5 separate regions of the Mus musculus genome follow, and regions 1, 2, 4 and 5 are each linked to region 3. Evidence: chromatin loops called from intact Hi-C (ENCODE). Cell type or tissue: heart. All regions are shown on one strand.

Region 1 (5,000 bases), 240 kb after region 3:
TTTGGTGTGGAACAGTGCTTGACAAATGAGCCGTGATGTGGATCTAAAGGATGGAGGGAGGAGGGGTGAGCTTCCAGAAGCAGCTGAGCTCGGTGCAGAGTGAGGAGTCTTCTGGAAACACAGTGCTGAGTTAGGGACCAGGAAACCATTGCTACCTCCTGAAGCTGCCACCAGGGAGCTGTATGAATGCATTGTGTCCACTAGGAAGGTGGCATGCCCTTGGAAAGAAGCAAGTGATGGGCCTCCAGGCAGATGATTGGATTCGCATGTCAACCCTGGTGGCAGAGCTACCCTTCAGCACATGACCATAAGGGGCTCCAGATTCCAGAAATCCCAAATGAAAAGTGATTTTATAGGACAGCTCATGTATGTTTATATCCACATCATCTAACAGCAATTTTAGTGTGTGTGTGTGTGTGTGTGTGTGTGTGTGTGTGTGTGTGTGTGTTTAGTTTTTTGAGATAGGGTTTCTCTGTGTAGCCCTGGCTATCCTTGAACTCACTCTGTAAACGCAATTTATAATTCTAGCTTGCCTGTATAAAAGATACACCATCCAGATATTTTATTTTCAAGCCTAGACTGGGCAGGTTTGGAGCTGTTCTAACTCATTCCCCAGCTATAAAGTCCCTTGTTCCTTGCTGTTCTCCTGGCCACGTGTTCATGATCCATCTCCTCCTATGGCGGCCTCCTCCACCTCAATCTTCTCTCTCCTCCTCTCCCTCTCCCTGCTACCTCCTCATTCGATCCTCAAGTCCCACCGCTCTCCCTCTACTGCCCAGTCACAGACTCTGGCCTTTTATTGACCAGTTAAATTGGAAAGCAAGGTTCCCATCGCATCACTCGGTGTATACGTGACGATCTGCTCATGGGGGCAGCCACATCTTGAGAGCCAGAATTTAGGATTAGAATACAAGCAGCGTCAGATCAGCACACTACACACTCTGTAGGCCAGGCTGACCTCAAACTTGGAGATCCACCCACCTCTGCCTCCGAGTGCTGGGACTAAAGGTGTGTGCCACCACCACCTGGCAAGCATATACAATATTTTTAATAATACAGTGTTTTTATTGCAACTCATCACATGAGGTCATGTGTGGAATTTTCTACTTGTGACATCATATTAGGACTCTTTTTTGGGGGGTGAGTCTTTTGCATTTTGATTTTTTAGATAGAGGGATGTTCAACTTGTAGTGTCATCTCTCACTTGCTGACTTACTTGGTAAACATCTAAGTGTGGGGGACATGAGGTTAAGCATCCCCCACACAGAAGGCACACATGTTCATAGACAGTGGCTACACAGGCCTCCCTGGAGGTTCTCCAGCCTGCTGTGGGGACACTTGTGATCAAGGAGTAAATAGCTCTGTTTGGAAGCTAAGGGAGGGCGTTTCCACAGGGCAGGACGGGAGATGCCCTCTGTGAATGCCATGCTACTCAGCTGACAGCAGCTGAAAGGACAAAAGGCTGTTCCTCAGAGTCACTGCAGTGACTTCTTGCCACCTGGAAGGCCGTGTCAGTCTCAAATGAAAGCCAAGCCACCAAACCAAAGCTGACCGATTGGGAGAGCTCTGTCCCCTGAGACCCCATGAGCTAGCCCCATGAAAGAGTGAGCTGCCAGGGCCCCTGCAGGCTTCATCCTTCTAGAGCAACTGGGTTCCAGGGCCTCCCTCGGCCCATCCTCGATGCTGCTCAGGACCCCCAGTAGTCATAAGAAGTGAGGGAGTATGTCAAGATGCTGCTGTAGGCCACAGGGCAGACACTTCAAGCCCAGCTGGGTCTTTCCTGCCCCAGGAAAGGCCAGGCCTTCAGTATGGACACTTACCACGGGACTCCTCTACCCACAGGGCCAGGGGCCTTCAGGAAGGGCATCTAACCAGAACCTCAGTGGGTGGAGTTGTGAGATAGGAGCTATAGACTATGAAGAAAAACTGGGAAATTCAGTGTTTGGGGGGGCTATTTCTTAGCTTTTTTAAGGTTTTAAGGCTCAGAACTCCATGCACGAGTCAGCTCTACCTGGCAGGGCGCGTACCCTGGCAGTTTGAGTTGCCACCATCACTGCCAAGGTCCTGGTCCCATCTGATCCTCACACATGGAGTAGCAAACCATCACCACTCTATTTGAGGGCTGGGAAGCCTGATTGCTCAGAGAAATCCCGGGATGGGAAGAGCCTTGGACACAGGATAGGTTTCCATTAAACCCACCCTCCCATTGTGTGGCTGCAGGCTGTGGTACTAGGGTGCAGGAGTCAGTTGCCAGAGTAGGGTCCCTAGGCCCAGGCTGCTCGCCTAAAGAAATCACGGGAACTCTTTGTTCCTGCAGGGCTCTGTCGCCACCTATTGGCCACTCTTGGCATTGAGGGGGGGGATGACCACCTGGTAATCTTTCTTGTACAGTGGCCTGCAGTCCCTCCCTTAGCTGGGAGACATGAGTTTAAGTCCTGACTCTTCGTGAGGTACTCTAATTCCCTAGGCAGTGAGTCTCTTGTTTCCAAATGAGGAAAGATGTGGCTCCTGCCTGTGGGCTTGTTAGGGTTAAATGAAGGTCTTCAGCTCCCGCCCTTACTGCATGGCCCACCCACTGCCACTGCTCTCATAGAAGACGCTCTCGGTTCCCAGAAGCCATAGCATCCAGCTCACTGTAACTGTAGTTCTAGGACCCAACATCCTCTTCTGGCTCCAGGAAGCACCAGGCATGCAACTGGTGCACAGGTCCATGTGCAGGGGCTCACGTGCACGCAAACACTGGAGAGAACCGTGGGCCCCTCTGGCAATGCCTGTGGCCAGGGCAGCCCTATGCAGGAGCCCTCCAGCCTCAGCTACAGCACTGCGGCCACGGCTACTGTCTGGGCCCAGTGGACAGTCAAAGACTCTCAGGCCCTCGTCTCCCCTGACATCCCCAACGATCTCTCTAGGAGCCAATCACTGATCACCTGAGCTTGGCAATGCAGCATGGGCATTTCTCTTAGAGCAAACAGAAGGGTTGGGCTTGGCTTTTGTTCTTACCATCCTTCTTGTTGTTGTTGTTGTTGTTGTTGTTGTTGTTGTTGTTGTTGTTAGCAGTATAGCCTTTTTCCCACTGATATTTTGATTTGGAAGATCTTTGTTTACAACTTTGACAGAAATCTCTGTTTGGTGTCTGCGATTGTGAGGGCAGGCATGTGCACTCCAGGGCATGCTTGTGGAGGCCAGGGAACGACGCCGTGTTTCAGTCTTCCCCTGCCACTTTGATACTGGCTGTCTTGTTTATTCCTGTATATGCCAGGCTGGCTGACCTGTGACATTCTGAGGGCTCTCCTGTCTCCACCCTCCATCTCTCTGAAACTTTGAGACTGTAGATACACACTACTGTGTCTGGCTTTACGAGGATTCTAGGGTCAACCTCAGGTATTGAATGTAACACATCTCTTTGCCCTCCAAGCCATCTCTCTGGCCCTTACACCTTTTTTAAGGGCAGGTAGGACAGGCAGACAAAGCTGTCCTTGGAGCCAGAGGAGCCCAACACTCCTGGGGCAGAGAATTGTAACTGCAGCCCTTGTTACCTTGATAGCTGCTGTAAGCACTGTCTCCAGCCTGGTAGTCCTCAACCATATGCCGACGCCTCAGATGGCCCTACAGAGCTCAGGAAGGAACAAGGGAATGGCTTTAACAGCCAGGAAGGAGCTAACAGTGCTGCTTGCTGTGCCAGAGTATATCCAAAACAGGAAAATAGCTACCCTGACTACCTTGACCCTTGCTTGGTTCTGGAAGGAAAGAAAGAGAAGACCACACAGCGGAACTCTGGCTTCATAGCTGCTTCTGATAGAGAGACTGCCTAATGCTCACCCAAGCATGAGGCCTGGCCTCCAGTCTGTGGTGCTATTAGGAAGTGGCCCATTGGAAGAGGAAGTGAGGTCACTGGGGGGTGGGGGGTGGGGGGACTTACAGGGAACATTGGCACCTTGGGATCCAGCCACTTCTTTCTTGCTTCCTGGTCACCAAGAAGTAAACAGGACTCTTTCAAAGACTGGCCTAAAACAGCTCTGGAATGCAACCTTTGGAACTGAGTTCCCAAATAGCCCATCCCGCCTTTCAGTTATAGGTCCCAGGAGCTCAATTACCAGGATAGCAGCAGCTCTGGGGTGGTCAGGGACACAGCTACATAGTTTTGCACATGCACGAAGGGAGGGCTTGGCCCTCTTTCTCTAACCTTGATACTAATCAACTTGCCTGCAAGAGGGCAGCATCTGCCCTCATTCATGACTCACTCGGTGCAGTAGAGATGCTTCTGACCCATCCACGCAGCTTGATGGCTGCTCAGCTCCCCATCACTGAACCAGACACCCCAGTGTCTCTCAGCTCCTGCCTCCATCCCTGAACCAGATACCCCGGTGTCTCTCAGCTCCTGCCTCCATCCCTGAACCAGATACCCCGGTGTCTCTCAGCTCCTGCCTCCATCCCTGAACCAGATACCCCGGTGTCTCTCAGCTCCTGCCTCCATCCCTGAGCCAGACACCCTGGTGTCTCTCAGCTCCTGCCTCCATCCCTGAACCAGACACCCCGGTGTCTCTCAGCTCCTGCCTCGCCCTCATTTTCCTGCTGCTTGGCTAGACTATGCTCAAAAGTTGGTCGTTTGATTTAGAGGAGATGTGTGGGCTTCGTGATTTGTTTCTAGTCCCCAGCACCTAAGACCATAGAACTCAGCCCTCAGCAGAAGCATGGGTAGATGGATAATAGACAAGCGGGTGGAGAGGAAGGAGCAAGAGTGGACAGGTCCATGAGGAGGAAAGGGGAAAAGAAGAAGGGAGTTTGGGGGGGATGGATGAAAGAGTGACAAATGGCTACGGGTTTTTTGGAGGACTTGTGTGGATCCCAGGATCAGAGCTACAGTGAAGATCACCAGGGTGCGGGCTGTGGCGGGTTCTTATTGTCAATGTTCTCTGTGTGCGTGCACGTGCACGTGGAGGCCAGAGGAGAACCTCAGGTATGGTTCCTCTGGGGCCGTCCATCTTTGGAGGCACCATCTC
Region 2 (5,000 bases), 570 kb before region 3:
TTTCTGAGGAACCGCCAGACTGATTTCCAGAGTGGTTGTACAAGCCTGCAATCCCACCAACAATGGAGGAGTGTTCCTCTTTCTCCACATCCTCGCCAGCATCTGCTGTCACCTGAATTTTTGATCTTAGCCATTCTGACTGGTGTGAGGTGGAATCTCAGGGTTGTTTTGATTTGCATTTCCCTGATGATTAAGGATGTTGAACATTTTTTCAGGTGCTTCTCTGCCATTCGGTATTCCTCAGGTGAGAATTCTTTGTTCAATTCTGAGCCCCATTTTTTAATGGGGTTATTTGATTTTCTGAAGTCCACCTTCTTGAGTTCTTTATATATGTTGGATATTAGTCCCCTATCCGATTGAAGTGGGAATTCTTGCACAGACAGATTAGACAGAGATGTAATCTGTTTCCTATTAAAATATGTCTTAGAAATAAGGGCATGTTTGGGGAAAACAACTCAAGACAAAATGCGATTGAATAACTTTCCACTTGAGCTTCAATATCTACCTTACCCCATCTTGGTCAGGCAGTGATTGCTAAGTCATATTAATAAAAACAAGATAGAAAGTTGCATGTCATGACACTTATCTTTCTATTGCATACATCATCCTGTTCAGCGAATTTAAAACCTGGGCACACCTTTAATCCCAGCATTTGGGAGGCAGAGGCAATGGGCTCTCTGAATTCAAAGTCAGCCTGGTCTACAAAACAAGTTCCAGGACAATCATGGCTGTTATTTAAAGAGACCCTGTCTCAAAAACAAACAAACATACAAAAAAAGAGAGTTTGAACATTGAAAATTATTCCTTTGATTTCTGAAAGCTCCCGTTATGCTGAGAAATAAGCTAATACCCTGCTAGAATGTGATTCACCACCCCCATTCCACATCCTCATTGACAAGAGCATTTTAACACTGTAAGCATGTATGGATTTTATAGCTCTTCTTTGCAATCTCCACATGTTCTAAAACATACATGGAAATTTCCACAGGGGAGCCTAATCCCACCTATCACTTTGATATACCAGGCAAGCAGACTTTGTGGAAATTGTTTTGTTGCAGACGTCATAGAAGATCAACTCCCACTGCCTTGTGTGATTTGCTTATATAGAAGGAAGCAGGAACAAGTCTCTTACCACATCTTGACAATGGGGCCAACCTTAACCACACTATTATCATCTGCCCCCTGATGGAGATGAGTCAAAGAGATGTCTCAACAATTCCAACTGTAGCCACCTCCAGCTTTCCTTTGCAGGCATTGCTCTGTATTTATGAATAAATGCACTTTTGCTGACTTGCTTCTGGAAAACATTATTAAATGGGGAAGGGGCTTTCCCATTGCTGGGCATTCCTTCATGCCAGCAAAATATTCAAATCACAGAATTCTGAATTAGTGTTTTTTTCAGTTACAAAGATATCCCTGTAGACATAAGTATGAGTCATTCGAGAATTATTGGTTTGATTCTTGTAGTTGAGAGAAGGGAATGAGGCGATTTGAAGCCCACATGAAATTAACTATTTAATTATTTTCTTTTGAGACTGTGTCTATAATAGAATGGACCCGACTCCCCAGTCTACCTGGGATAACCACCGTGAGCATTCTGAAGCATATTGTTGAATGCAGGACCATCACGAGGCTGATATTCCTCTGCACTCACGCTCCCTGGCCTTAGCTGCTGTCTGGGAATCTTTGTAGAGTAGCTAGCTAGCTGCCTCTCTGGGGACCATACACAAAGACTCACTCAACTCTACATGGACCCCTACACAGATGGGCTCTCATCTCAGGTGAGCACTCATATATTATTTCAAACCTGTGTCTAGGCAGATTTTCCACACTCTCTTGAGCCATAAATAATTGAACTTCTGGTGATGAGAACCAGGTCTAGGGCTGTCTACTTCTCCTAGACTAGCCCTGTGGATCTCACTTCCCTTCTGCATCTGCACTGGGGGGCATGGTGGTGAGTATACTTCCCCTCCACTTTCCCTCTGTGCCCACTAGCTCATCACCAGAACGAGGAAAGGCTTTTGTTTAAAAGAGAAAAACAGACCCATGAACTGAAATACGAGATCACCCACAACCAGGCAACATGGCTTTGATAATTTCCTAAAGTAAGCCTAATGATTTAATGTTCGGGCTCTCCTATATTATGTTCCTCTCTATTTACGTTAACAATTGGGAAGGGATTAGATTTCTATATGTATTACAGATGTGACTAAGTTATGATTTGTTGCTGGGGTTGTGGTCAGGGTCAGGTGTTTTGAAGTTTGGGGCTTCTTATTCAAGGAGTTCAAATAAAAAGCCCACACACATGGCAAGTGTATCTAGAAAACTTTATTCAAAGCAAAGCTCTAGAATAGGTCTGAATATCCTGCAAGAGGGCAATGGGTCATGAGAATGAAGACACTCAGGAACTCCAGTTATTATTTGGAGTTTCATTTTAAGGACTTCACAAATGGGAGGAGGAACTTGGGTGATAAGGGACATGGAGAAGGTGGTTCTCTGTTTTTATTGACAGGTTAGGCATAAAGTCTTTTTTTCTGCTATACACGTCCCTACCCATGATGCATCTGATTTTAATCATATCTGCACCCAATTCTTCAGAGGCATAGGAGATTCTGCCTAAATAAATAAATAAATAAATAAAACTCATGTTAGGGCAATTTTGCCTTGTTGTATATATACCACAAGCCAATTTAGACTGGATTTCACTCCAGATTTTTGTACTGGGACATAACTGGGAATATGTTTAAGTAGAATCTATCCAGGGTACTAGGGTAGGGAAAAATTAATTCCCTTGTTCGAAGTAGAATGTACAGGTGAGGACCCAAGGTCACTAGGTGCATGGATCAAGGAGGAGTATTGGCGCATGGTATGTGCAGGCAAAGAAGCTAGACTCTCAGCTGCATTATTAGAATAAAGATAGGATGTAAAAGGGTTTGTCTATAACCCAAACAAAGTAGAGTCTGAGGTTGCTAAACCGTTCTCTATGCTGGCTCACCTCAACAGACCACTGGATGTCACTCTTAAGCTATGCTAGCATAGCTCTAGCTACAATAACAGTTTCCAATAGTACATTCAGATAGTACGTTAGGAGACACAGCCAGGGATAGACATCCCTAAAACCGCTCAACTGGTGCATTTGCAGGATCAGCTACAGCAAAGTTTACTCGAGATTCCTCTACATTTTCTCTAACTTTCTTCTTAGGAGCCATTAAGAGGGCTAATAATCAGAGGACATCCCACCAGTATCAAAAGACACGTCTATCATTCAACATCTTCATTAGCTGCATGCTACAAGCAGGGCCTTAGGAAAATGAGCAATAAAATTGACAGACAAGAAGAGGTGAGTTTATAGCATGCACACAGTAAACTTACTAGAATCTAACTGTGGCAGAAGAGTGTGAAAGGAAACTAATCTAAATCGGGTGGTACTGTGGCTTGGCCTTCCAGATGGGTGTTGGAACTGAGTTGCCATTGTCACACTGTTAGAGGTGATTCTCTCATGAGGACTGTATTGTCCTGGATGCATTAAAGCCATTATTTGGGGTGGATTAGTTCTTGAAGATTGGCTTTGTTACAGAGCAAGTTCTTTTTGTGTGTGTTCTCTTTCCATTTGATGTTCTCTACCACATTACAGTCTCTCACCTGAAGGCGCGTCAAACATCAATGCCAAGATCTTTGCCTTCTCTGCCTCTAGAACTGTAAGAAGTTTCTTCAACGTGCAAATTGCCTGGTCTGTGGCTGTCAGTACAGCAGTAGATGAGTCAGAAACTCCATCTGTCCATTTGACTCAGTGACCTTGTGCCTCAGAATGATCGAACCCAACTCTGGGATCAGGGGTCTGCAAACTCTGTTCCCCAGACTTCATTGTGGGGAGCTTCTGGCTGGATTATATCAACTTGAAGGGTAAGAGGCAGAAGGTGCTCTCTGTCTCTTCCAGCTCTTCTCAGCTTCCTTCCCATTGGACTCAGACAGGACTGAGACTTAACTCGGCATTTCTCCACCTTTCTGTAACGTAACCCTTCTTCTTAGATCCACTGGCAAGCATGTGATGTGCTCCACAGAGACTCTGAACCATCTTACCAAGGACCTTAGTGATCTGGACATTAACTGTGAGAACCCCACTACTACCCCAAGTGTCTGACTTTAGGAATATCAGGTCTTCTCCTTCAGTCCTCCAGCTTCAGTATCTTCTCAAGGCTACCTGAGCAGTTCTGTTACTGATGGTGGATTTGAATCTGATCTTGCCAGGTTCTTGGAACTGAAACCAAAGACCACACAGATTTGCAAAGTGGCAAAGAGATTATGTAAAATCACAGCAACAAAGAAGGCCTGAATGTCCTGCAAGGCAACAGCAGGCCACATGAGCGAAAACAGTCAAAAGCCCTGATTATTGTTTTGAGCCTTCAAGAATTTTATGGAGTTCAAGAGTAAGACAGTTGAGGCTACTAAGGAGTAGAGTGAGGGTGGCTCTCTGTTCTCCTAAAGTCACATAATTATTTTCTACTGCACATATAATTTCTCATGATTTTAATCACAGGAACCTTCAACGATGCATAAGCAAGAGATGGGAAACAGGGTTTTATCCTTAAAGTTTATTTGAGGACAGTTTTGCCTTAACTACCCATGTGCCCCAAACCAGTTCAAGCCCAATCAGCCTTTCAACCTGCACACATTGGCAATGTAACTGAATAGAAACCATCCACTCCAGGTACTTGTTAGCAGAGGAGAGATTTATCCCATTGTTCTGAGAGATGTGAGTCCACTGTGCTGTGGTATATGCACATAGCACACGCAGGTAAAAAAAGACAGGCTGCTCAGCACATTTCTTTCTTTTTAAAAATAGGGTTGCTGCATTTTATTTGTTGACTTTTAATTGGATATTTTATTAATTCACTTTTTAAGCTTTCCCAGTTTCCCCTCTGCAAACCCCCTATCCCATCTCCCTTTACCCTGCTCCTATGAGTGTGCTCTCCCACACACCTACCCACTCCTGCCTCACA
Region 3 (5,000 bases):
TGACATTTTCCCTTCTGCCAACCGTGATTTCGATGGGTTGTGCTCTCAAACCCCAGGATAACCGTAGAATAACTCACTGGACTAAAAAAAAAAAATAAACAGCTGGGTCGGATGCTTGTTTTTATATTTATATATTTGATTGGGAAGGGTAATGTTCAACTTCTATGGAATCTAACTGTGTGTGCTGAACAGGGAGAGGTGGATAAATCATTTATTTATTGGGCGATTCCACCTGCCATCCTGTCAATGAATGCCCAGTTGAGCCTGGGATGGAAAGCACAGACCTGCTCCTCATCGCTCTGCTTCATTCACGCCTGGGGCATTCTGAGACAGTTATTACAAAATGGGACTGTCCTCCGTTATTATGTTTGGTAACAGATCAGCAAACCATGACCCTAGGAACAAGATCCTGGGTCAGATCTGTCCCAGTGCCTGCTGTCTTAAATCAGGTGTTATCAGAATAGTCAGGCACCCTCATGAACAGGCTACCATAGCACTGAGTCCTGGTAACAGAGACTGTGTAACCTGTGAACTAAAACCTTAACAACTTTAAGCAACCATTTTCATCCTCTATTTGGCTTAATGGACTGGGGATGGTATAACAAAATACCATACATAGACTTGGTAACTTCTAAGGAGAGACACATCTTTTTCACAGCTCTGAAATCTGGGAGGTCCACAGTCATGCCTCCAGATGGTGCTGTGTGTAGCAAGGACCTGCCTGAATCGTGTTTTGTGGATGACACCTTCCAGGCTATATTCTCACACAGGACAAGGAACAGGGAAGCTTTCTAGAGTCCTTTCTGTAAGGCCACTCAACTCATTTAGAAGGAGTCCACCTTTACGAACCCACAAAGGTCTCATTTCCAAATCCTGTAACTCTGACGATTAGGTTTCAACCTGTGGATTTGGTGGGAGAGGCAAACATCTACACGACAGCAAGAGCCATCTAATGCTTTATCCTCATGAGGAATTTGAGGGCAACCTGCCTTATTCTTAAGCCTCTGGACCTAACCTAGAGATGGCTCATTCCCAACTCCGGCACATTTAATTGTATCCTTACCTGTCTCAGTCCATTTTGTGTCTAATATGCTTTTGAAGGGGTGTGATTGTAATCTTTCTCCAGATGGTGGATTCGCTTTCATGGGCCAGGGTCATCTCTTTGATCTGCTCCTGGGACTGGGGTGCATGGAGCCATCTGAGTGTGGCACAGTTTGGAGACTTTGGTGAAGTCCCTGTCCCTTTCTATTTATCATGACACGCTCTGGTCCTCATGACTTCCTGGCCTTCCTGGGGACATTTGAGAGAAAGCCTTCGCTTACTCAGACACAGGCAGGTTCCTGAAGATTTACAAGTGAGATTGTATAGGAGCCTGGGAACATTCTCAGTGAAGGGAACCCTGATTCTGACGGTGAGATTTTCCCAAAATGCGTCTTCAAAGCACAGAAGCTAGCTTGATCCCCAGAGAATTCTGACCCAGACAGTTTGGAGTGAGAGGTGTCTGCACTGTTCATAGGACTGGAAACGCCTATGGACTGCCTCTTTCCTCCTCAGCCCAGAAAGATAAATCCAAATTGATCCATCAGGTGTCCAGGCAGAACCAAGCACTGGGTCTTCCCCCTCGGTCCCTACAGTGGACCCTGAGCTCATTTGAGCAGAGCTTGTGGTATTTGCAGGTTCCTTTGAGACACCACAGAAGAAACAACAATAACTCACAGCTCCCTTAAATAACAGAGCTCGGGCCTTCTCTGTTCTGGACAAAACAGTCTTTTCAAGGTGTGTTGTATGTATTAGGCTCATGTTAGGTGGTTTCCCTAGAGCCAGCAGGAGAAAAATCTACTAAGAGGGGGAGGGGAAAAAGGTTAATTCTTAGCCTTGCTGGCTCTTGCAACAAATTAGTTCTCCAAACCTTTCCCCCCAGACTTTCTTTTGCTTGAAAATATCCAGAGAGAGAAGACATCCCCCCTATGCATACACACATACCTAAATATATTTCAGATAGACCATAAAGTATGCCCAGAGCCAAGATGATGTCTGAGGTGTTCAGAGGACAGTACTCCCACCACTTTGCTTTTAACTGTAGCGCCCACAGGCTCTGGCTCTGCATTCAACTGCAGCTGGATCCTATCTGCCTGCTCCCAGTTGAGCATCTTTCTTTTCTGACTCTTCTTTACATCCAGAGTTCTATAGCTCACCTTAAGGCTCCAATGCCCTCCCTTCATCATAACTACAGGTCAGATAGTGATTGGCATCCATAGTGTTATCCAACTCTGTGTCAGGACCTGTGCAGAGCAATATGATGTGCAGGTGACAAAGGAATCTGGTCAGGAAGAGGAGTGTGTGTGTATGTGGGGGCGGGGTGTATCACTTGGCCACTTGCTCCTTTACCCAAGCGATGGACAACAGTTTTCAGGGCACTTTCCCTCTGGCCTCTTTCCCCAAAGTGATTACTTCTTAATTCCTTTTCTATTGCTCAGCCCTCCTGGTTGACATCCAGTCCCAAACCAGTTCTGGTTCAAACTCTAAACCCCTGAGCTAATCTCAGTCAGGACAGAGGTGACTCTTAAAACCACCAGCACCCCTGTCAGATTCTCCTTTCCTGTTTCCTCTTTGGGCCAGCCTTCTGCAGCATCTCCAGGCTGCCACCTGCTGGCCAAAGAGAGGAATGAGCAGGGGCCCGTGGGAGTGGAAGGCGGACACCCAGGCTGTCAGCAGCAGCTCCAGAGGGACCCAAGGAGCATCCAGGACCAGAGTCTGCGGAGAGGACACTGCAGAGCATGGCTCTAATGGGCAGCATTTGCTCAAAGCCTCCCCATGCAGAAGGGGCAGCAGTGGAGGCCAGGGTCTGTTTCCTCTCATGTTACACCGCTCTTGCAACCTCTCCATTCATGCTGTCCCTGGTTTCTGTTTAGATGTTTAAACACTTGCATGTTTCACATGTGCATGCTCCGGGGCATAATTCCCCTTGTTCTTTGCTTCTCTGTTCTGTGTCCTTACTCTTCATAATGTAGGTCAAACCCAATGGAATGGCATGGAGCGTGTAAGTTTTAAACTATTAGTGACATGAAGAAAGCTTTAGCCATTTGCTTATAAATGAAACCATTTTTTTTAAGGGAAGGATAACACTCATTTTTCAGCTCCAGAAATTTTTTTCTCCACCTGATTAAAAAAAAAAAAAAAAAGCTCTGTGAACGGAGATTTTATGAGGAGATCAGGGGGTACTGCTGGGGTTCAGTGTGGTCTGGGTGAAGATGCTAACCGGGTGGAGATGCTCACCCCCAAGTCTTCAACTAAGCACACTGAAGGATTGCGACCAGTGTAGAAAGACCTCAGCCAATCACTGGGCTGGCTAACAGGCCCCCAGATGCCTGCACCCTAATGATTCAAGGTCCATGTGCTTATAAACCAATCAGCCCCCAGATCTGTGGGCTGCAGTCCCTGCCATCACCCAGCCTCTCCCCTGGATGTCACTGTTGTGCTGTGTGAGCAACGCCCGGGAGCGCTTCTGGGACTATGAAAAACCCTCCTTAGAAGCTGCCACCCTTGGGGCTAGAGAAGGCACCCAGGAAAATGCAGGACAAGCCTAGTCTGCAGGCACCTGGGGGGGGGGGCGTGGTCAGGACTCAAAATCCTGGACCTGTGTTCAAACCTGATGGCAATACCAGACTGTATGACTCTCTAGTACAAAGAAGCTAAGGCCTGGATAACTGGGAGGGGCTGAGGCCCTCCTTTGCGGTTCATACACCCTCCTGGACAAAGAGCTCCAAGCTGGCAGCAAGAGGAATTTGCAGGCCAGTATTCATTGTGTTCAGAGCAAGGAGCCAGATCCCAATCCCACACTTGCTATAAACAAGCAAAGGGAACATGGAGAGATGGTTTTACCCCAGCCCTGTTGCTTTGCTATAAGAATTCAGTGAGAACAAGGCTTAACAGGTGAGGCCCAACAAGGCCTTCGAAAGCAGACAGCCAGCCAAATTGACAGCCGGGGAGAGAACTCTTGCTTCTAATCCACTTGTGAAAATAAACGCAAGACCTGAGATTAGAGCAAATCGGGAGATGGGGCTGAGATTGGTGGACCCAAAGTCCCCTTTCTTTTCTTCCTGGTTCTGGGTTTCTGTGAAACGCCACTACCTCCTCACAAAGTCACAGGTACATGTGTAGGGAGGAAGCACCCAAGCTTAGCCTAAAAGCAGGCAGTGAGCCCTTTTTGTGCTATCTCCATGTTGATATGTGTGGAATAACCAAGAACAAACTTAGAACCTATGATAAGAAAGGCATGTGCCTAGGACTCCAGGCAGGGGGCTAGCACAAGATAAGTCACACCTAATTGAGGCCAGCCTAGTGTGCCTGTATTTCTCCAGCCTCATTGATGGCCACCCATCTAGAAGCCTTTGGTATCCCTTTGACTCTGTTCTCCGGGTGATGGTTTTGCGTCATTAGTTATTAAGGCATCTCCCTGGTGGGAATCAGTGTGGTGTGACCGGGTGGCATCAGCTAATGCTCCCAGAGTCTCATTCTCCATCTACAAATTGCTGGCCTTACCCTTTGTCGCATTACCTGCTCAGCACTTACACATCAAGGATGCAGATGGGCCAAGCTAGGAAAGAGCAACCAAGGTGTCTCTTTCCCTCCAGCATCCTCCAGGCAGGGGTCCCCCTCTCATCTGTATTTTATCAGCCACCTGTGGGTGGATGGGAAAGCAGAGGGCAGTCCCCTCTCAGTGCCTAAAGGAGACACTGCCTTCTAAGTGTAGAGTTCAAGAGAAAGGCCTACTTGATTTTTTTTTTTAATTACAAAATAACTCAGTGGGTGGTGAGTCCAGATTTTCCCATAGACTATCAACGCACATCCAGTGAAGCCGAAGCTTCACCTACCCCACCCCACCTTGAGTCTTTTTGTGCTTTTGAGCAGTGTGTTTTCTGGGAGAGCTTTTGGCACCTTAATCCCATCATCGGTGGGTCTGCTCATACTTCTTCCAGAGCTGTGCTTTGCTGCGGGGA
Region 4 (5,000 bases), 210 kb after region 3:
CTCGACAGGAATCACCTGCAGAAGTTTAAAAATCCCTACTCAAGGGCAGGGGTTGAAACTGGGTAGAACTGCCTCACATATAAAGTTGGCTTGGATTCGCAGTGCTTGAAAAATAACATTGGTTCTGGGTCCAGCAATCTCTGGATCTAGAGTTACAGTCTAGGCATAGGATTTAGACTGGTTCTGACTTGTCCTTGTGTGTCAAGAGAAATCTCTGTGTCCCAGGAACCCCTCAGTCAGAGGCAAGCACGGGCAGGTGGTTGCTCTCATTCTGATGTGAGCCCAAGTTGGACCTATTGGTTTCAGAGCTCCCTGGGGCCAATCTGTTCATCTACCTACAAACGGTCATTCATCAGAGTGACTCTCAACCCATCTACAGGTTGAAGACTGTTAGCTCCAAGCTAGTTAAAGTTCTGATATTAAATAGAGCATATATATATATATATATATATATATATATATATATATGTGTGTGTGTGTGTGTGTGTGTGTGTGTGTGTGTGTGTGTGTGTGTGTGTGTGTGTATGCTTTATATGTCTCCATAACTCATGCTCAAAGCTATCTACAGCAGTAGACATAATCCCTTTATGCAAATCTCTATGTGGGGACCATGACCTTACCAAAAAAAAAAAAAAGATGCAGTTATCATTTCCATGGATGACAAACGCAAAGAGCTCCCATCAGCATCTTTCTGTATGACATCATCACCCCTAAGGTCTTGAAGAAAGGCCCTTCCATGTGTGTGCCTTGGCATCCCTCCTTGGCTATTCTATGGGAAATGGCTTGGCAGGGGCAAAGGAGGAGAAGGTCGACACAGAGCCTGTGCTGCGAACTTCCTGGAATAGAAGATACGCAGGAGGGTTCTAATTATGGTGCACTGTTTGCAGATTAGCACCCAAATCGGATCAGGCTAATTACAGTAATTGATTTGACTGCAGAGTGCTTCTGTATGATGTCCCGCTGTGATTCTTACTCACTGGACAGTCGTTGAATTAATGGGACTCTCTCCAGAAGGATGTACAGCCTCAAGAGAGCCAGCGGCCCTCTGGGCCCAGACATGGGAGGGAGCCGGAGCAGAGGGGAAGTGAGGGGAGGTGCCCTGCTCAGAGAGCTGCCACCCACTCTCTGGTTTTGTTACTCAGGGCCAGTGGACATTAACATCGTGGCCAAGTGCAACGCCTGCCTCTCTAGCCCGTGCAAGAACAACGGCACTTGCAGTCAGGATCCCGTGGAGCAGTACCGCTGCACCTGCCCCTACAGCTACAAGGTAAGGTGGGAGGCTCCGCCCACCACTCGTGCCCAGGCTCTTCCATTGTCCTGGCTGCAGGGAGAGGCCCTGTGCAGCTGATGCTGTGTAATGTAGCCTGGATAACTACAATTCACTGTGACCTACCCCTGCCAAGTGACATTTGCCAACAACATCCCTAGTCTCCTCCATATTGCCTACCAGGCAGGGCCTATGGAATCTTAACAGGGATGCTGAGATAGAAATGCTACCTGTGTGGGGGTTTGTTTGTTTGTTTGTTTTGTTTTGTTTGTGAGTCACAGGGAGATTACAAACCAGGCAATTACAAAATGCTCTCTGGGAAAAGTCAGCCCTTGAACCCAGTATCCTGGCTGCTATTTCAGAGAATAAGGGGATTAGGGACTCAAAGACTCAATGATCTGGGGCTTCCAAGGCCACCCACATAGTTGGCAAACCCAACAGAAAGATGGAGACTACCAGGTTCTCCCATCCATTCTATCAGAAATCCAGGCTACTTCCAAGACAACCTTTACCCCCCCCCCCGCCCCCGCACAATCCACAAGTGTTACACTGTCCCCCTGCAGACTGAGTCAGGCTCTATGCTTGGTGTCTGGCTCACTCTTTCTCCTAGCAAACCTATGAAGAAGGCCTCTTTTATAAGACTAGAAACCAGGCTTCCATAGATTTGAGACTAAAACTCAAGGCTATTGCTATACAGGCCAAATGCCAACGTCCTTTACCCTGAAGAGGTTCCCAGATAGCCAGTGACTCACTGGGGTCCACAAGGTGCGACTCAATGCTTATCCATGGGATCTGAATGCTCTGGACAAGCCAAGAGTCCAGGGTATCCCGTAGCCCATCTTGTGCACCACATGCACAGGCTGAGTGTCAGGGATACAGCATCTGCATCCGTCCTCAGGGACTGGGCTTGGACAGTGACAGGCTTGAAAGGCAGTTTCCAGGGGACAGCTACCTGGTGGCTTTCTGCGCTTCTGTCTGGCTGTTAGCAGATGGTGTCAGAGTGCCACCTATGGGCCTGGAACAAGAAAGCCCAAGGACTCCTTTTTAAACCATCTGTCCCTAAGCCTTAAGTGTAGCCTAGAGTCCAAGCACAGAGATTGCTCAACTGCAGATCCAGTGAGCCCTGTGCATATGTGTTCAGTGGAGGGGAAGGAGTCTCAGGCTCTGGAATTACAGAGACGCATGTGTGGATTGCAGCGTTGTCCATGACCAGTGACTTCACCTCAGCCTTCTCATCCCCGACACCAGGACACATCCCACAGGTTGGGAGAAATTGATGTGTGGTCAGTGATGTGTGCAGTATACCTAGGAGAGGACCCACTGTATGGGAAGTACGTGATAAGCTGACACATCCCCATCTTTACCTTCCCTCTTGCAAGCTGCTCCATCCCTCATACTGGAGAGTGAGATTAGCCTATGGTACACTGCTGCTTTTTATTTGGAACTCGGTTCACAAGTGTCAAGGATTTTCATATATGTTGCTACACTGCCTTGGGAAACCAGAGTTGTCTAAGGATGCCATTGCTGTTGGTCTTCTGCAAGGCTTGAATGAAGTAATTGGACTGTATTATCTCAGCATGCTTAATCATCCAGAGACATCAGTCTTTATCCTCATTTGAAAGGTCAACTAAGATTTGTAAATGCTAGGGCTTACCCACGCTCTACCACTTACAAAGCACCGAACCTTAGCACAAAGCTAAAAACAGAACCCAGCCTGGTCTACCCTAGTGACTGGCTCTCCCTAAACCTTGCCCTTCCACCTGTAAAAGGAAACTCTCGAGCCCTCCAGCCTAGCTGTAACAAGGCTAAAAACGCATCGCATGTGCCCTTCGCCTACCCCAGTGCCAGGGTCAGCAAACATGCCACGTGGCTAACAATCTTGCCACTATTCTGGAATTTTAAAAAAATAAAATATACCTGATTTTTTTTCTCTACCACTGGGCTTCACGCACATGTTCAGTGCCTCCAAGAAGGACTTCCCAAGCCTGTATGCACCCAGGAATCTTATTAAGATGTCGGCTCTGATTTCTGAGAGCTGGGGTCAGGCCTGAGATGGTGTATATAACAAGCTCCCAGGGGCTGCCCAGGCTACTAGTCCAAGGACCACACTTTGAATAACAAGGTCCCTGAGTGGCCCCACACCCCATCTGACGACGCAGAGATTCCAGTGAGGGAGCTGCTCCTAGGCTCGTTTAAAGGAAGCCACTAGCCCAGATTCTGTCAGAGAGGGGACATAGGGTGGGATGGAGAACAGAGGGAAGAGGACAAAAGAACATCCCGGTTCGAGTAGATTTGAACAAAATGCAGCAGAAGAGAATTGAATTGGGCTAATTAGACACACGTTGGAAATGGTGATTGCTTTTCACGGATGTGTAAGTGACAGAAATCGTCATCCGAAGTCCCAATTACCATGTTTTCAAGCAGTGGAAATACCTCCTAGATCTCTGGGCTCAGCCGGAAGGTCTAAATGAGATCCTACATACCACACCACCCTTGGTATAGGGATGGGAATGGGGATTCTGCCTAAGCCAAGTGTTACTTTGCAAGAACATCAGAGTATACAGGCCAGGGCTGGCGGGGGTGGGGTGGGGGTCCCATTGGATCCTTTTTGAGGTTCTCTTATTCTTCTCTTCATAATTATCTCTATAGTACCACTATCATGCATGCATGTATCCCTGAACTATCTAGCATACCCAGCCCTGCCTCAGACCCTAGTCATGGTCATCACTGCCACTTTCTTACGGGGCTGCATCGCCTAAGAGGTACCTTGAAAGTAATGTGATTTACAATGGTAATTCATTCCGCTTGGGGCAAATAGAGATTAAGCATCCCTTATATGAAATGCTTGAGACCAGAAGCATCTCAGATTTCAGATGTTTCTGGATCTTATAATACTTGCATGTGCATACTAAACTATCTTGGGGCTGAAGACCTGAGTGTGGGTCCCAGAACCCATGACAAAGCCAGGCATCATGATGCTAACTTATCATCTCAGAACTGGGCATCAGAGGCAGTCATATGGTTAGAGCTTGTTGATCAGCCTGCCTAGACAAGTGGTCAAGACTCAGGTCCCAGTAAGAGACGGGCCACTGAGTTAACTCCATGGGCAAAGGCACTTACCACACAAATGTAGTGACATAACTTGGATATCCAGAACCCATGGATCTTAGGATATCCGTTGGTGCCAAGAGACACTATAACCAAGGCAAGTCTTATAAAGGACATTAGTTGGGGCTGGCTTACAGTTTCAGAGGTTCAGTTCATTATCATCATGGCGGGAAGCAGGTAGACATGGTGCTTGAGGAGTTGAGATCTCTGTATCTTGATCCAAAGGCTGCCAGGAGGAGACTGCCCTCTGCAGGCCGCCAGGAGGGGACTGCCCTCTGCAGGCAGCCAGGAGGGGACTGCCCTCTGCAGGCAGCCAGGAGGGGACTGCCCTCTGCAGGCAGCCAGGAGGAGACTGCCCTATGCAGGCAACTAGGAAGAGAGTCTCTTCCTCACTGGGCAGAACCTGAGCATAGGAAGCCTCAAAGTCCACTTACACAGTAACACACTTCCTCCAACAAGGCCATGCCTATTTCAGTAAAGCCACACCTCCTAATAGTGTCACTCCCATGTGCCAAGCGTTTAAACACCTGGGAGCCAAATGTATTCAAACCACCACATTGTAAAGGAGGGATAAAAGGACTAACTCCACAATGTTATCCACTAACCTCCACAATTGCACTGTGGC
Region 5 (5,000 bases), 610 kb before region 3:
GGCTCCCTGGTTGGCAGTTCAGTCTCTGTGAGCCACTATTGGCTCAGGTTTGTTAATTTTGTGGGGTGTGTGTGTGTGTGTGTGTGTGTGTGTGTGGTGTCCTAGACCTCTCTGGCTCCTACAACCTCCCCCAACACCTGCATCTTCTGCAGGATTCTCCACACTCCACCCTATGTTTGGCTGTGGGTCTCTGCATCTGTTTCCATCAGCTCCTGGGTGAAGCCTCTCTGATAACAGTTGGGCTACACATCGATCTATGAGTAGAGCAGAATATCATTAGGAATCATTTCACTGACTTTTTTTTTCATTTGCCAGTTATGTTTGATTCTATCCTAAGTCTTTGGGCTCTCTAGCTTCTGGCTCCTAGCTCTCCACGCAGTGTCGGGGTGGGCTCCCTCTCATGGCATGGGTCTCAAGCTCGACCAGTCATTGGTTGGCCACTGCCACAATTTATCCCACCTTTACCCCAGCACATCTTACAGGCAGGATGAATGGAAGTGGTGGAAGGTTTTGTGGTTGGGCTGGTGTCCCAGTCTCTCTAGTGGAAGTCTTGCCTGGTTACAGTAGATAGCTGGTTTAGGCTCCATAGCTCCCAGTGCTAGGGTTCTTAGCTTGAGGCACCCTTGTTGATTTCTGCAAGTTTCCATTGCTCTGGGTTTCTAACTCATCCCAGAGATGCAACCCCCCATTCCAGTTGAGCTCTCCCAGTTCTCTCTATCTCCTCTCTCCTCTCTCCTCTCTCCTCTCTCCTCTCTCCTCTCTCCCCTTCTCCCACTTGGACCCTCCTGTTTCCACTGCCCTCCCTCAATCCAGGCCCCTTCCCCATCTACCCTCTATGTCTACTCTAGCTCCCCTTCACAGTTATATTTAGGCATCCTTCCTTGGGCCTTCCTTGTTACCTAGCTTCTCTCAGTCTTTGGATTGTAGTATGATTATCCCTTACTTTATGACTGATATCCACTTATAAATGAGAACATACCATGTTTGTCTTTCTGGGTTTGGGTTACCTCACTGTTTTAGTTAAAGTTTCATTGCTGTGAAGAGACACCATTACCAAGGCAAGTCATATAAAGGAAAATATTTAATTGGCTTACAGTTTTAGAAGTTTAGTCCATTATTGTCATGGCAGGAAGCATGGTGGCACGCAGGCAGACATGGTGCTGAAGGATCTGAAAGTTCTACATGTGGTCCACAGGCAGCAGAAGGAGACTGTGAGACTGGACATAGCTTGAGCTTATATAACCTCAAAACCTGCCTCCACAATGACACACTTTTTTCAACAAAGCCACACCTACTCCAATAAGGCTGGTGTACGGCAGCTTGGTAGCAGAGGGTCGGGTCAGCTCTTCTGCTCTCTTGCCTCTAGGGCCAGCTCTCCCATGATGCCCAGGTGAAGGGTGGGGCCAGTTCTGCACAGCCCTCAGACATCAACATGAGAGTCTGTCCAGGCCTGCCTGGTGCCAGACTGGTGGTGGTCTCAGGCTAGTTCCCTGTCCCTGATGCTGGACTGGTGGTGGTCTCAGGCTTCCCCCTTCCCCCTTTTTTTCAAAGAAAGTTCGGCTCTAATAAGATGTGCCTAGGTCAGAACATTGAGGATAGACATCGCCTCTCTCCTCTCTGCCACCCTCTGATGCACATGTGACAAAGCAGCCACACCTGTAATGCCTCTAGGGGCAGGTCCCTTTGGACTTATGACATGTCCTTTGCCTTACAGAAGCTTTCTATTTTCATGAGGTCCCATTTATTAATTGTAGCTCTTCGTCCCTGCATGAGTTGGTGTTCTCTTCAGGAAGTTGTCTTCTGAATTCCATGCCGATGTTCAGTGTATCAGGCTTTGTGTTGAGGCCTGTGATCTACATGGACCTGAGTTTTGTGCAGGGTGATGGCTATGGATCTATTTGCATTTTTGTCACTGTAGTCTTGACTTTATTCTTTCTTTTTAATTTCTGAGTTTTAAAAATGTATTTACTTTTATGTTAGATATTTTCTTTATTAACGTTTCAAATGGTATCCCCTTTCCTGGTTTCCCCTCTGAATACCCCCCTATCCCATCCCTCCTCCCCCTGCTCACCAACCCACCCACTCCTGCTTCCCTGTTCTGGCATTCCCCTACACTGAGGCATCGAACCTTCACAGAACCAAGGGCCTCTCCTCCCACTGATGACCGACAAGACCATCCTCTGCTACATATGCTGCTGGAGCCATGGGTCCCTCCATGTGTACTCTTCGGTTGGTGGTTTAGTCCCTGGGAGCTCTGGGGGTATTGATTGGTTCATATTGTTGTTCCTCCCATGGAGCTGTAAACCCCTTCAGCTCCTTCAGTCCTTTCTCTAGCTCCTCCATTGGAAGCCTGTGCTCAGTCCAATGGATGGTTGAGAGCATCCATCTCTGTATTTGTCAGGTACTGTCAGAGCCTCTCAGGGGACAGCTATATCAGGCTCCTGTCAGCAAGCACTTGTTGGCATCCACAATAGTGTCTGGGTCTGGTGACTGAATATGGGATGGATCCTCAGGTGGGGCAGTCTCTGGATGGCCATGCCTTCAGTCTCTGCTCCACACTTTGTCTCTGTATCTCCTCCCACGGAATATTTGCATTCTTCCAGCTAGACCAGCACCATTTGTTGAAGATGCTTTTCCCCCATTGAATAATTTTGGCTTTTTTGTCAAAATTCAAGTGTCCATAGGTGTGTGGGTTTACTTCTGGGTCTTTGTGATTCCATCAATCAACCTGTATGTTCTTATGGAGTTTTTGTTACTATAGCTCTGTAGTACAGCTTGAAATTACAGATGGTGATATCTCTGGAAGTTTTTTTTTTTTTTTTTAATTGAGCAGGATTGTTTTAGCAGTCCTGAGTTTTTTGTTTTTCTTATATGAAATTAAGCATTGTTCTTTCAATGTCTATATAATGTATTTTATTTATAGGAAAAACTATTAGAAAAAATAGGCATTAGACATAGAAATTGAAGCCAATTCTACCAGGCAAGCACCTAGTACTATTTTGTAATTCCGTTCATAGCAACCTCCTGCCTTTTAGCACTAGGTGGCAGTGTTGGCAAATATTTTATAAGAAGAAAGCATCTTTCTGTCTTAGAAACTAGATTCTGCCATTGGAAGTATCTCTAGCAAGTAACACTTGCTGGTGTCCCTTAGATTAGATAAGTGCCCGTGCATACACGTGTACACACACACACACACACACACACACACACACACACACACACACACACACACGCGCACACGCACACACACACACACACACGCACACACACCAGTAACATCCAATGTTAGGCATCTGACCATGATTCTACCCTAACTGGAATTGTTTTTCTCTCCTTCTATTTAATTCATTTGCCTCATCCTTTGTTGCTGAAGAGGCCAGATGACCAATGGCTAAGAATATATATAGAAAGAGATGCTATAATATAGATGTTATAACATAGGATGAAATGAAAAATAATAAAGAAAGAGATGGTCTGGATTTAGCACGGACCTGAAGTGTGTGCTGCATTACAGGTGCGAGCCTTTCTAAGTATCTAAACCCCTGGTGATAATCAAAGCATCCAATCTAACAGGCAGCTGTGAACTTAAACGGGCAAGCATTTTTGGCATAATGTCAATAAGCAGTTGTTCTTATTAAGACTATCTTTCAGTTTAACTATCATTCCCTCTCGGACCCTTTCCTGGGTTCTTAGCCTAGGGCTTACCTCCTACGTGCGATTCATAGCACCCTATCCTTGCCCTTCAGAACATGAGTTGTTTGTGGTAATTTGCGTCTGCCTTCAGCACTAAGCTGTAAGTCTTTTGAACCCAGAGAAGAGCTTTATCTATTTTGCTCACTACAGTTCTTCTTCCCGAGTAATGTCATAGTGACTGGGACATGCAAGGACTTAAAGTTAAATGTGAAGAAATAACTTTACAAATACACCTCACTAATATTATGCAGATTAAATCTCTAACCTCTTGAATCTTTGACAAAGCAAAGCTTCTTACAAAAGATATATATGCTGAACATTTATTAATTAAGTAGCCTTTGGTCTATACTCCAGGGAAGTATGTGGTAGTATTTGATAGCCCAGAAGTTCAATTGCTTCCTTCACTGAAGCAATAAAGGTTTCCTTTACTTAAACCAATATTTCTTATTAAAAAATGTATATTGTGATATTATTTCTGCAATCCCAGTAATCCTTCCTTCCTTCTTTTCCTTCCACCTTTCCTTCCTTTACTCTCCTTTCCTCGTTTCTTGGTATATTGAGGATGAAACCCAGCGTCCCTCACATTCTATCTGTGCTGGACATCCAGCTCTATCAAGCATTTTCAATATACTAGAGAATGTAGTATGCAAACTAGCTCTGTTGGAGAGGCCCAGAAGTCAATGAATCCTTGGCTAAGAAATATGCTCACTATGTAAATACCAATTCTGAGTATTGCATTCTCTTCAAGGGAAGAGCTGTACTCGAAGAACTTAAAGTTTTCTAATATTTTATCAAGGTCACGGACAGACTTATTGACATTTTTTCAAACCAATCCGGTGTATGTCCTATTCATTTTCTCAACCAGAAAACATTTGAGTATATCATTTCAGAGCCCTTAAGGTCCCTGAGCAAGCAAGAAGGCACAAGAACAGCTACGGGAAATACTAGAGAAAGGTCGGTTTACTTCTGAACAATGATGTTTTGGGTTTCCAACTCTTTCTCCCACTCTGAAAATGGGGAGGCGTTGTTTTGTGGGTATGGTGTACACTGTACAGACCATCTAGACTCCCACCCTCCCTGCCTTGTTGATAAAACTTTAAACCGTTCTGTTAGTAGACGTGTCCTTTCCTTTGCTCCAGTCATTCTTTACTAGTTGTACTTAACCCCACTACCTGGCAGGATGCTGAGACCATTGCTTCATTGCAGATGAATCCCATCAACCACCCACGATAAACTGTGGGCTGCTGGCTGTATTATGTGACCGCTTTTGATAAATCGGTCAGTCTTGTGAAATAGTTCCCTGAAAC

Evidence for each region. Hi-C counts contacts between places; a loop is a spot of excess contacts. Peaks named below come from ENCODE experiments on the same cell type or tissue, not always from the same donor. Only the 100,000 strongest peaks of a DNase experiment are listed, where the experiment ranks them.
Region 1: a loop joins it to region 3, with 8 times the contacts of the local background. A loop is called at or near these places in 8 of 42 quality-filtered maps.
Region 2: a loop joins it to region 3, with 11 times the contacts of the local background. A loop is called at or near these places in 10 of 42 quality-filtered maps.
Region 4: a loop joins it to region 3, with 5 times the contacts of the local background. A loop is called at or near these places in 26 of 42 quality-filtered maps.
Region 5: a loop joins it to region 3, with 11 times the contacts of the local background. A loop is called at or near these places in 22 of 42 quality-filtered maps.

Annotation. Positions count from the first base shown.
Region 1 is chr11:35,691,020-35,696,019 of GRCm38, forward strand. The region is part of intron 32 of Slit3 (slit guidance ligand 3); the gene reads left to right. Among named protein-coding and RNA genes, the nearest start is that of Gm46278, 17 kb to the left of the region's middle. In heart, a CTCF peak has its summit at 2,333 (motif pointing left); a DNase peak (open chromatin) is centred at 2,252.
Region 2 is chr11:34,878,703-34,883,702 of GRCm38, forward strand. No RefSeq gene overlaps it. Among named protein-coding and RNA genes, the nearest start is that of Gm25799, 18 kb to the right of the region's middle. In heart, a CTCF peak has its summit at 2,999; no DNase peak of the experiment used is centred here.
Region 3 is chr11:35,449,140-35,454,139 of GRCm38, forward strand. All of the region lies in intron 4 of Slit3 (slit guidance ligand 3), which reads left to right. Among named protein-coding and RNA genes, the nearest start is that of Gm39705, 93 kb to the right of the region's middle. In heart, CTCF peaks have their summits at 2,655 (motif pointing left) and 3,471; a DNase peak (open chromatin) is centred at 2,662; H3K27ac peaks cover 729 bases; H3K27me3 peaks cover 101 bases.
Region 4 is chr11:35,662,920-35,667,919 of GRCm38, forward strand. Slit3 (slit guidance ligand 3) reads left to right here. Exons shown (of 36, transcript NM_011412.3): 26 at 1,143-1,267. The region is part of intron 2 of Gm46278 (a long non-coding RNA gene); the gene reads right to left. Among named protein-coding and RNA genes, the nearest start is that of Gm46278, 11 kb to the right of the region's middle. In heart, CTCF peaks have their summits at 2,275 and 4,668 (motif pointing left); no DNase peak of the experiment used is centred here.
Region 5 is chr11:34,840,677-34,845,676 of GRCm38, forward strand. It overlaps Gm22022 (a small nucleolar RNA gene), which reads right to left and starts at 1,678; the gene lies at 1,552-1,678. In heart, a CTCF peak has its summit at 3,030 (motif pointing right); no DNase peak of the experiment used is centred here; H3K4me3 peaks cover 225 bases; H3K27me3 peaks cover 232 bases.